2 separate regions of the Homo sapiens genome follow, and region 2 is linked to region 1. A link is a loop called in an ENCODE intact Hi-C map of the cell type or tissue named here. Cell type or tissue: MCF 10A. All regions are shown on one strand. Each heading gives the region's core, and the rest is flanking DNA. Links, peaks and the distances in the headings are about the cores only. Region 1 has its middle 18 kb from the start of RPP21. Region 2 has its middle 48 kb from the start of HLA-E.

What was found. A loop is a pair of places that touch in the nucleus more often than their neighbours do. Peaks named below come from ENCODE experiments on the same cell type or tissue, not always from the same donor. Only the 100,000 strongest peaks of a DNase experiment are listed, where the experiment ranks them.
Region 2: a loop joins it to region 1, with 3 times the contacts of the local background. A loop is called at or near these places in 15 of 110 quality-filtered maps.

What each region holds. Positions count from the first base shown.
Region 1 is chr6:30,360,009-30,365,398 of GRCh38, forward strand. It overlaps the pseudogene UBQLN1P1. Among named protein-coding and RNA genes, the nearest start is that of RPP21, 18 kb to the left of the region's middle. In MCF 10A, for the core only: no CTCF peak of the experiment used is centred there; no DNase peak of the experiment used is centred there.
Region 2 is chr6:30,438,446-30,443,835 of GRCh38, forward strand. No RefSeq gene overlaps it. Among named protein-coding and RNA genes, the nearest start is that of HLA-E, 48 kb to the right of the region's middle. In MCF 10A, for the core only: no CTCF peak of the experiment used is centred there; a DNase peak (open chromatin) is centred at 2,936.

The sequences.
Region 1 (5,390 bases), core at 148-5,147:
AAGGGACAGTGTTGGCGATTTATTGGAGGTTTGCAGTGTCACAATAGGAGGGTGTTTCAATAGGAGGAAAACATGGTCCAATTGAAGAAAGGGCCAGAAGGAAGAAAAGAGGAAGATGGGCTCCAGTGCTAGAAAAGAGAGACCAAATACAGTCGAAAAAGCAGAGAAATGTATTTTTCCTCAAGTTCTTCTGCTGTCACTTTCACTGCAGATCTCAGCTTTGCTCTTCCAGAGTCCCTCCTTTGGCACTGCACTGCAGCCCTCTAGCCGACCGAGGGCGGCTCCTGTTCTCTCTGCAGACTGCACATCCCTGTCCTCGCTCAGCGCTCCCCATCTGCTGTCGCTCCTTCCAAGTGCACGAATACTTAGAGCTTAATCCCCGCAAACCTAGTTTGCGTGACAGTGCCCCAAGCCGGGAGACCCACAGCTCCTTTCCCTCTGGACCTCTAACTGACCTGCAGCAGCGGGCTTAGTACTCAGCTCAGCACGCTTCTGGTCTCTGGTTCAGCCTTCTCTCCCACCTAGGCCTATGGAGCTACTCCATCTCAGGCTTCTGCTCTTGTCTGGGGTGCGAATCGTAGTGTGTGGCCACTTCCCCAGCTCAGATCATCATTGCCTGTCCCTGGGATTTCTGCCAAAATTTCCCAACACATTTCTTTGCCTTCAGTCTTGTTCTCCTCCAAAGACTGCCTGCAACCAGAGAGGTCTTTGTAAAGGAAAATGTCATCTGTCTCTCTCCTACTTCAAAACTTTCATGGTCCACATAATCATCTCGATTGACACAGAAAAGCATTTAACAGAATTCAACACCCTTTCTGATAAAAACATTCAACAACCTAGGAATAGAAGGAAACTACCTCAACACAATAAAGGCGATATATGAGCAGCCCATCACTAACATCATATTCAAGGAGAAAGAATGAGGAAGGCTTTTTCTCTACCATCAGAAACAAGACAAATATACCTATTCACCACATCTGTTCAACTTAGTATTGGAAGTTCTAGCCAGAGTAACTAGGCAAGAAAAATAAAGTAAAACACCCAAAATGGAAAGGAAGAAGTAGAATTATCTTTGTTAGAAGACAGCATGATCATATATGCAGAAAACCCTAAGGATTACACACACACACACACACACACACACACACACACACACAGAGGAAGAGAGAGAGAGAGCACTAATAAACAAATTCAGCAAAGTTGCAGGATACAAAATCAATATGTAGCAGTCAGTTGTATTTCTATACCATGCCTTGCAACATGGTGTTTCTTCTAGTCCTGAAGAGGCAAGTTGACCCAGTCCAGGTAGAGCACCGACTTAGAAAGAGAAAGAAGGAAACAGCTGAAAAAATCTGAGAAGGCATATCAACTTGTGAGCCAAATATAAATCATAATGTGTGTTAGATTAACGAAATGTACTTTCTCATAGTAATACAGTATTTCTAAGTTCTGCTCAGATACTGTTACTGTGTATGTTTCTAGAAAACACAGCCCCAAATGTGCATAGTCTTGAATACAAAAGAATCAAAAGCCATCAATATGTGGTATAAATCCTTAAAGCATTTTAATTGCTAAAAATACATGCCAAAGTCACAGTAAACAACATTGCTCTGCAAACTATAAGATATAAATAATTTGCCTCTCTATAATAATTTTACTCACAAATTACTACCTGAGTAATCTCGTTAATCGTCCCTAATCTCATCCTAATCCCCAGAAACTGTGAGTGTTGCCTTATTTGGGAAAAAGGACTTTGTAAATGTGATTAAGAATCTTGAGAGAGATTATCTTGGATTTGCTGGGTGGGCCCAATATAATCACAGTGGTCCTTATCAGAGGAGGCAGGAAGTGTCAGAGTCAGAGGAGAAGGGAATGTGATGATGCCAGGAGAGACTGAAGTGATTCATTTTGAAGGTGGAGGAAGGGCTTACAAGCCAAGTAACATAAACAGCCTTAGAAGCTGGACAGGATTGGGGAATGGGTTCTCCCCTAGAGCCTACAGAAGGAACCAGCCCATCTGACATCTTGATTTTAGTCCACTGAAAGTAATTTTGAGTGAACTGAAGTCCACTCAAAATTATTTTAATTTGCTGATTTCAAGAGCGGTAAGTGAATACATATGTTTTATATTAAGTCACCAAATTTGTGGTAATTTGTTATAACAGCCATAGGAAACTAATGTACTACTTTGGTAGTCTGGAAGACAACCCTTCCAAGGATATCCATGTCAAATCCTTGGAACATGTAACTATTACTTTATATGACAAAAGAGTGAATATTACTTTGTATGGCAAAAGATATGATTAATTTAAGAATGTTGAGAGGATGAGCTAGCCTGGAGTATCTGGGTGAGCCCTAAATGCAATGACATGTATTTTTATAAAAGACAAGGAGAGGGAATTTTTAAAAACTTTTATTTTAGGTTTGAGGGTACACGTTGAAGGTTTGTTACATAGGTGAACCTGTGTCACAGGGGTTTGTTGTACAAATTATTTCATCACCCAAGTATTAAGCCCAGTACCCATAGGGAATTTGAGGTTCACAGACACACAGAGGAGAAGGTGATGTGAAGACAGAGGCAGAGATTGGAGTGATGCAGCCACAAGCCAAGGAATGCCTGCAGCCACCAGAATATGACAGATGCAAGGAACTGATTCTCCCCTAGATCCTCTGGAAGGGGCATAGCCCTACTGAGATCTTGATTTGGGGCTCCTGGCCTCCAAGGTTGTGAGAAGATAGATTTCTGTTGTTTTAAACCATCAAGTTTATGGCAATTTGTTGCAGCAACCACAGGAAACTAATACAACTATCACAATCTAATGTTTAAAAAGCAATTAATTGGATGGTTGTAAGGCAAAATTATGTATCTCAAATTTAAAAGTTGATACCTGTTTGCAAGAAACTCATTAAATGCCAAAGAAGTACTTGATTCAAACAAGTTCCTTGAATTCAAAATCAATTATTTGTATCTAAAAGTATAAATTGCGTTCTATCTGCATCACCATATGTTAACAAGACAATGCAAAGCTCAAAATGTAATTTTGTATTATTTTAAGTATTTGTGAAACATTATACAAATTAAATAACTTTGTTTTAAAAAAACAGAAACATCGCTGTGCTACAGTATTCCAAAACTTCCAAAGATCCTACTACCCACTTATGTTGTTATTAGACATTATAAATTTGCTTTTTGATTCAAAAATTTCACTGTAGTAAACAGAGCTATTTGTTCCTGAAAACTAACTTTTAGGGTTTGTACCGGTGAGAACTTTCTCCTTCAGGAGCCTGCAGTATGTGTGGGCAAAATCAGATTCTATGATGCCTGGTATGGAACTTCTGTTTCCTTCAGGGTGACAGAGGGTCATATTGTTCTCTGCAGAGCTCCAATGCATCCCCATCTTCAATCCCGCCAGGCCAAAAGCAATCCCTAAGATAAGTCTGGGTCTTTGTGGCTGATGTTTGTAAACTGTGTTGAACCTGTAATGAGGCCTTCATTTCCCTTTAGGCTTTGGTTAAAAGTGTGTCACAATTGTGGATCAATGATTAAGTTAAACTTCTCATGAAGTGGCAGATTATATGCTGTGCCTGGTGGTGAGGTTTCAGGTTTCAGGTTCCTGCTGCTAAAGCTCTGCATCCCTTCCACTGCAGGCCCTTACTTGGGGCAACAGTACTTGTCCTGTGAGGACCTGTCAGTGTCACCCCCAGTGCTGGTGGTGCTCAATGGTTGTTATGGAAACCAGGGATTAGGTAATGTTCTCTAGTTTCTACATAGGAAAACTGATCACATTCAACTGAGGAAACATTGCTCACTAAGGAAACGGATGGATCCCCACCAAACTTTCTTGAACGGCACTCAACATTGGTCCCTCAATGTCAGACTACATGTTCAACAGAGTAAAATATGCCCCTGGGATTCTCTCAAGATTGCTCAAGGCTTTGCTTTGGTATGTCATCATTTTATGCATCATTGTTGGAAGCGAGAAAAGTTTTAACAATTGTCATGTTATATCCAGAGGATAAAGCTGAATCTAATATCTAGATTTCTATGTATCAACTGGCAATGTTTGGGAACCGGCAATACTTAAGAACCTTATAAAGTCAGGGCTTTGAAGTGTACTTTAAAATAGATTTCCCATCCTCTGAAGTACACAAACATCTTTCCAAAGGCACCTAACCCACAAGGATTCCTCTTGATAGAACCAGATGTGAAGTTGCTACAAAGAAATGATGGTGTATGAGAAACCATGACTTCCCAGGGTCTGCGTTTGCTGAAGTCACTGATTATGAAGTCATTTTCTCTGTGGGTTTGGGTGTTAGGAAGAATCCACTGTGACTCCATTGTGGATCCATCCTCACTCAACATTCAGAAAATCAGCAGCACATTTGGTCAACACGGCATCTTTCCCTTGCACTGCTGGATGGAGCTAGTCCAGGCGACATGAACTTCTTTCTCTCACTCTCTCTCTCTTTTTTTTTTTTTTTTATACAAAGTCTTGCTCTGTTGCCAGGCTGGAGTGCAGTGGCATGATCTTGGCTCACTGCAACCTCTGCCTCCCAGGTTCAAGTGATTCTTCTGCCTCAGCCTCCTGAGTAGCCCATCTAATTTTGTATTTTTAGTGGAGACGGGGTTTCACCATGCTGGCCAGGATGGTCTCGATCTCCTGACCTCCTGATCCACCCTCCTCACCCTCCCAAAGTGCTGGCCTTTTCCCTTTTGTAGTCTTCACAGTGTCTTTTGATCTTGGGCTCCACAGAGTGGCATCTACAGGTCATAGTTGTCAGTGACTCAGGGAGACCAGGAGGTGGCAGGCAAGTGAGGGGAACCCAGAAGTAGCCAGTACCTGTTCAATGCCAGAAAAACCTGGCCAGGACATGCCCTTCAGTATTGAGGGACACAGTGGCAGCTGTGGTGAGAACTGTGGAAACCAGCATAAAGCTGAATTATAAATCAGTATATGTGGTCCAGTACAGACTGCTTCCAGGCTCTCTGTGGTCACAATCACAATTAGAATTGGATTATAATTAAATCCAAGTCTCTCTGAGCATTATATTGTCACAGTCTATCACTGTCTCTAGAGGAGATTAAATAAATATTTTTGGATCTATCATTGATGCATTATCAATGATTTTGTAAAGTAAATTATGAAAACCTAAAAAAATGTCTCCTGGCTATTTATCCTTCACTTGCCAGTCACTATGATTGTCTCTTCCCATTTTCCTGTTCTTCTCAGGGTGTTTCTGGGACCTTCAGTAGAAATTCTCAACTCCAGGTTTTCAGCTGTTTCTGCACAGAGGACATAGTCCTGTCCCAAACTCTCTAGTGTCACACACACACACACACACACACCCCGTCCTGAGACCCCTTCCTTTCTCTCAAGTTTCTGGGATCA
Region 2 (5,390 bases), core at 66-5,065, 78 kb after region 1:
TGAACATGGCCTTTACCATTTTTTTATTACTATGGACAAATTACCCTCATTACTGAGCATTGGTTTCTTAATATATAAACTGGGAGTAATATCCCCAATTAATAACAATGGGACATAGCAGGATGGGGTTGCCCTTTTCACCCTTTTCATCCCTCCTCTCACTCACTGGATGAGAGTTTCTACACAATAATCAATTGGTGCTGTGCTGTGCTGTGTCACTTTGCATCTGCTCATGAGAGGATATTTTGTCTTTAAGATGCCTACTCTAAAGATATGAAGAGCTAGGAAAATGGTAATTGCTGCCCTTAAGCAAGCACTTGGTGCAGTGGCAGAACAAAGTTGGAATTTTGGGGTTGGGGTAGACAAGGAAAGAGGGCTGCAGACTTAGGGAAGAAGAACACCTTGTTGGCCATGTGAGGAGCATCCAGCACTTGCTACAGTTAGTGGGAGCAAAACAGTACAGAGATAGGTAAATCATGCTGTGGACTGTGAGTATATTCTTGATCAGCCAGTGATTATTCCACTCTCTACTGCCTTTAATTGGAGATCTACATTAAGCTACACACACAAACACACACACAGCTTATCTGGGTAGGGATGAATAAGAAAACCGGTCCTTTTCACAAAGATCTGCAGCTGAAATTCACATCATCTGCATGGTCCAAAATGGGAATCCACTGATGCTGTAAGTCCATCCAGCCTAGTGGAGCATAGTGTGGGCTAGATAAGGATGATATGAAATAATGAATGCAAAACACCAGCACAGGAAGCGGAATATGGCACATGTGCAAAACACTGCCCATTCCTTGTAAAGCCAAAATAGTATGTATTTATTTAAAGGACCTGGGTCTTCGAGTCAGACAGACCTGGATATCCTGGGACTGCTCTGATCAGCATGACATACAGAAAGCTATTTGAGGCTTCATAGAGCTCAGTTCTTTGTCTGTAAATACTTTCTTTTGTGTGAAAATTAAATTAAATAGCAATAGGGCTTGTAACACATTTGACACAATTGCTGGTACTGCAATTTGTGGTGCTAATGACAACGTTAGTGATGATGATTTTCTTCTGTAGGGCACCATGTTCTCTAGGGAATGGTGAATTCTAGAGGCCAAGTCTTACCCTAAAGTTCCATGTCACCCTATGAAAAAGCATTTGGGATAAAACAGGCTTTTGAGTCCCTCTAAAAACAGAGCATGTGAGTAGTTGGTATGGGGATCCGAGTTGGGTTGGGGAAAGAGGCAATTATTTTTATTCCCTTCAGTATGTTCTATCCTCTCTGATATTTCTAAATTATCTACACTTTCTCCATCAACATTCCCTTTTTAATTTGTAAATATAACTTTTTCTCATTATAATGTAATATATATTCACTGCAGAAAAATTACCAAATATTTCAAATGATCAATTACAAATTTAAACTATCCCATGATCCTTACAGCAGAGATATGTGGTTTCATTTCCTTCTAGTCAGTTATATATTTTCCTGCTGCTGCCCCATTACTGGATGTGTGCCATTCTCTCTCTCTCTCTATCTCTCTCTCTCTCTCTCTCTCTCTCTCTCCCACCCCCAAAGTTATGACCACAGACCTCAGTGGCCCACAGCCCTGCACTCTCCAAATGCCATCTCCCAGGTCAGTTCACTCTTACAATTCCTCAGGGGGCTGTTTCTCACTTTGTTCTCTGCCCTCACATCCCTCCACTCCTTCCACACTCCCTATTTTTAGGTTATACATTTATTTCTCTTTCACGCAGGAAAAAAAGGAGGACCCAGGTGAGAAATGCATCACCATCCCATTACTATCCCCAAATCTGCACTTGTATCCTCAGCCTTCCCACCAGTGATGATGGATGATCCCCGCTCCTAAGACCACCCCTGCACTCAAGCATAAGATCAATCCTTCCTTCCCCTATATCATCAATTTCCACTCTCTACTGGCCCATCATTTCTACAGGCAGACGTGCTGTAATATCTCCCCCCAAAAAAACAAACAAAACTGGACTAAACAAATCAAAACAAAATCTTCCCATCGAAATTTATCCCTTGATCTCTGATCCCATGTCTCCCTGCAACTACTGCCCTATACTATGGCAGTCTTCATAGGACAATCTCTGAGTCTATTCTTCATGTAGTCTTTTGAAACATTGCATTTTTTGTTGTTTGTTTGTTTGTTTGTTTTTTTGATACGGGGTCTCCTTGTGTTGCCCTGGCTGGTCTTGAACTCCTGGGCTCAAGCAATTCTCTTTCCTTAGCCTCCAAAGCACTAGGATTATAGGCTTGAGCCACCACACTTGGCCTGATAGTATAATGTTCTTACACTTTTTCTTTCTTTTTTGCAAACATTTTTCCATTTTATTATGACTTTTGTCTTCCAAATTATCTAATGAATTGTTCATTTCTATGATTCTGTAATCACATTTTTAATTTCCAGAGCTCGTTCTTGTGTATAATTTTACATAAATGAGTTCCTATTTCATAAATGCCACTTATTTTCTTACATCCTTTATATATTATTGATAATAGTAGCAGGGGACTTGTTGGGTCTCCTTGTTATCTTCTTTCACGATATTATGAAATTTTCTCTCAGAATTCATAAATGTAGTGGTTTCACATTTATCTTGGTAATTTTTGCTAAATGTCCGTCTCTCTCATGACAGTGCAAGCTCCATATCATCAAGATCTTACTTTAGCTCTTCTTCTATCTTCAATGTCTAGCTAATATCTTGATTCACCTTGAAATATACACCGGATGATGGACTTTAGTGTGGTGTGGGCAGTGAAGTCACACATGCCCTTTTGTCCTCCCGAGCTCTAAGCCTAGCAGCTGCCTGTCATAGAATGTTCACGGACATTGAAATGGTTCACTTGCATGGGGTGCAGAGTCACACTCACCTACCTTATGGGCAGAGCATCAACAAAAGATGAGTCAATTAGGTGTCTGAGAGAAGATCTCCTGGCTTCAATCCAGCTTCACCACCTCCTCAACCTCTCTGAGTCACATAGTAGATTCCTGATGGGTTTTCTCTGATGATTAAATTATATATTGTCTATGTATTATACACATTATTACTGACTGAGACATATTAAGTGTCCACAATTCATAGCTAACATCATATTGATTATACTATTTTGGTTGTTTTCATTCTTTTGTTTTATAAACGATAATTCAAGGAATATTCTTGTTATATATTTTTAAAAACGTGTGATTTTCTTCTTAGGCTACATTTTTAGAAGATAAGTTTTTTGCATCAACATGATCTTCTTGAGACATTTTCCAAAAATGCTCTTTAGACACTGGGGTGTTTTTTCTTTGAGATGGGGTCTCACTCTGTTCCTCAGGCTGGAGTGCAGTGGTGTGATCACAGCTCACCGTAGCCTTGACCTCCCCGGCTCAGGCGATCCTCCTGGGACTACAGGAGGGTGCCACCATGCCTAATTTTTTTTGTATTTTTTGTAGAGATGGGGTTTCGCCATGTTGCCCTGGCTGGTCTGGAACTCCTGGACTCAAGCAATCTGCCCACCTCAGCTTCCCAAAGTGCTGGGATTACAGGCATTAAGCCAACATGCCTGACTCTTTAGAAATTGTATGCCAGTATTTAATCCCATCAACTTTTATGACAGTAAATTTCCCCTATTCTCCACTCAATATTATTATCTTTGACTTTCATCTTTGCCAAGCTAAGATATATTAAACTTCCATCCCATTTCCTAATCCACATTTTAATTTTGTTGACATTTACTTATTACTATTATATTTGACACTTGCATTTTCTATGCCAAATTATGCTCTAATATTCATTAATCCTTTTCCAAATGGGACGTAGATATTTTTAAATGTTGAATTTAAGAAAGAAAACAAGAAGCCTCTGATATCTAGGAACTGATCTGACACTTATGGCTGGGACTCCTTGTTATATGAAGCTGGCCCAATGTTCATTGTTAAGCCATGTTATTCTCCTATTGGACCACAATCACCACAAAACACCAACATTAGAAAGTTCACTCTGAGATGATGATAAAGTGAGGAAATACAAGAACACTTCATAATTTTGTCTAAGCACTCTCTCCACTAATACCAGGGGCTGATGCTTGTCTACCAATTACAGCTTTATTCTGCTCTAGTCCACCCTCACTAGAGCTAAGATTTGTTGAGACATTCAATTACAGAATTGCCCCTGCTTCCTGACGAGTACCCAATCTAGAGTGAAGCCCACTTCCTCACCCTCCCCAGGATCACCCAACCAAAGCCCAAATCCTTTAAGAATTTCTTTCTAACACCCTCTTACCAAAACACCACATGGCTCACAGCACCTATTCTTGCACTCAGGAACCAGTAATAAACCCAACTTCTTCACCCACTAGGATATGTTCCTAGTGGACTTTGGAAGAAAGCTTCGGACGCATTATTATTTTGTCTATAAATTTTTTATGTGTCTTTGAGGTTGATTATGAGAAACTGTCTGTATATATCTATGTTTGTGGTTACCAAAGAGAAGTTTTTTAATTTATAAGTACTTAAAACTACCCTCATACTTCTTTATGGTGTTTATTTTTAGGTCATGCTTAGAGAATCCTTCTTCACTGCCCAATTGTAGACACTTCATGTATTGTTCCAGCTAGGTTGTGACAATGAGGAAAGAGGAGTCCAAGGGTGAAGAAAACAAAATTGTTGGAATACAAGGGGAGGAGGGGCAGCAGGTAAAGAATTCTAAGGTTTAAGTCTCTTGTTTTATAATTTAAAAAATATGTCTACAGAGCCTTCAGGATACTTGACATATGTCATATCCAATAGTTTGTCTTGAGAAAAATGGATACTTATCTTCTCCTTGTATTCACCTGGTTAAAGCAAACAATAACAACAGAATTCCAGTGCAATATAGACAATGATTAGCCCTGGCAATGGGCATTTTTGAACACTTAAAATGTTGAGGTGATAAATCATGTTTCGGTTAATGTCTGTACCCTCCACTTATACATATACATATTAATTAGACTTTCGTGGGCTTGCTGTGTTTTAAGGACGTGTCTAAGGCCCATGTGGACAAATCCGTGACTTCTCGATGAAGATAATTTAATATATATTCAATCTGAGAGTCCCACCATATATTTTGGGGGAGATTGAAAACTATGAGCACTCTAGATATGCACTGTTAAATATGGTAACTACTGGGCATACATAGTGTAGGGTTTGTTTTTGTTTGTTTGTTTTCATTATTAGTACAAATCCATTCAATGGGCAAGATAGACCAATCTATTTTAACATAACAGAATACAAATAGTCAATGATAGGGTTTCAGGTTGTATCTAACCTTTAAGAAATTATCACTTGCTAGGACTTCCAGTACTATGTTGAAAGAAGTGGTGAAAGTGGGCGTCCTCGTCTTGTTCC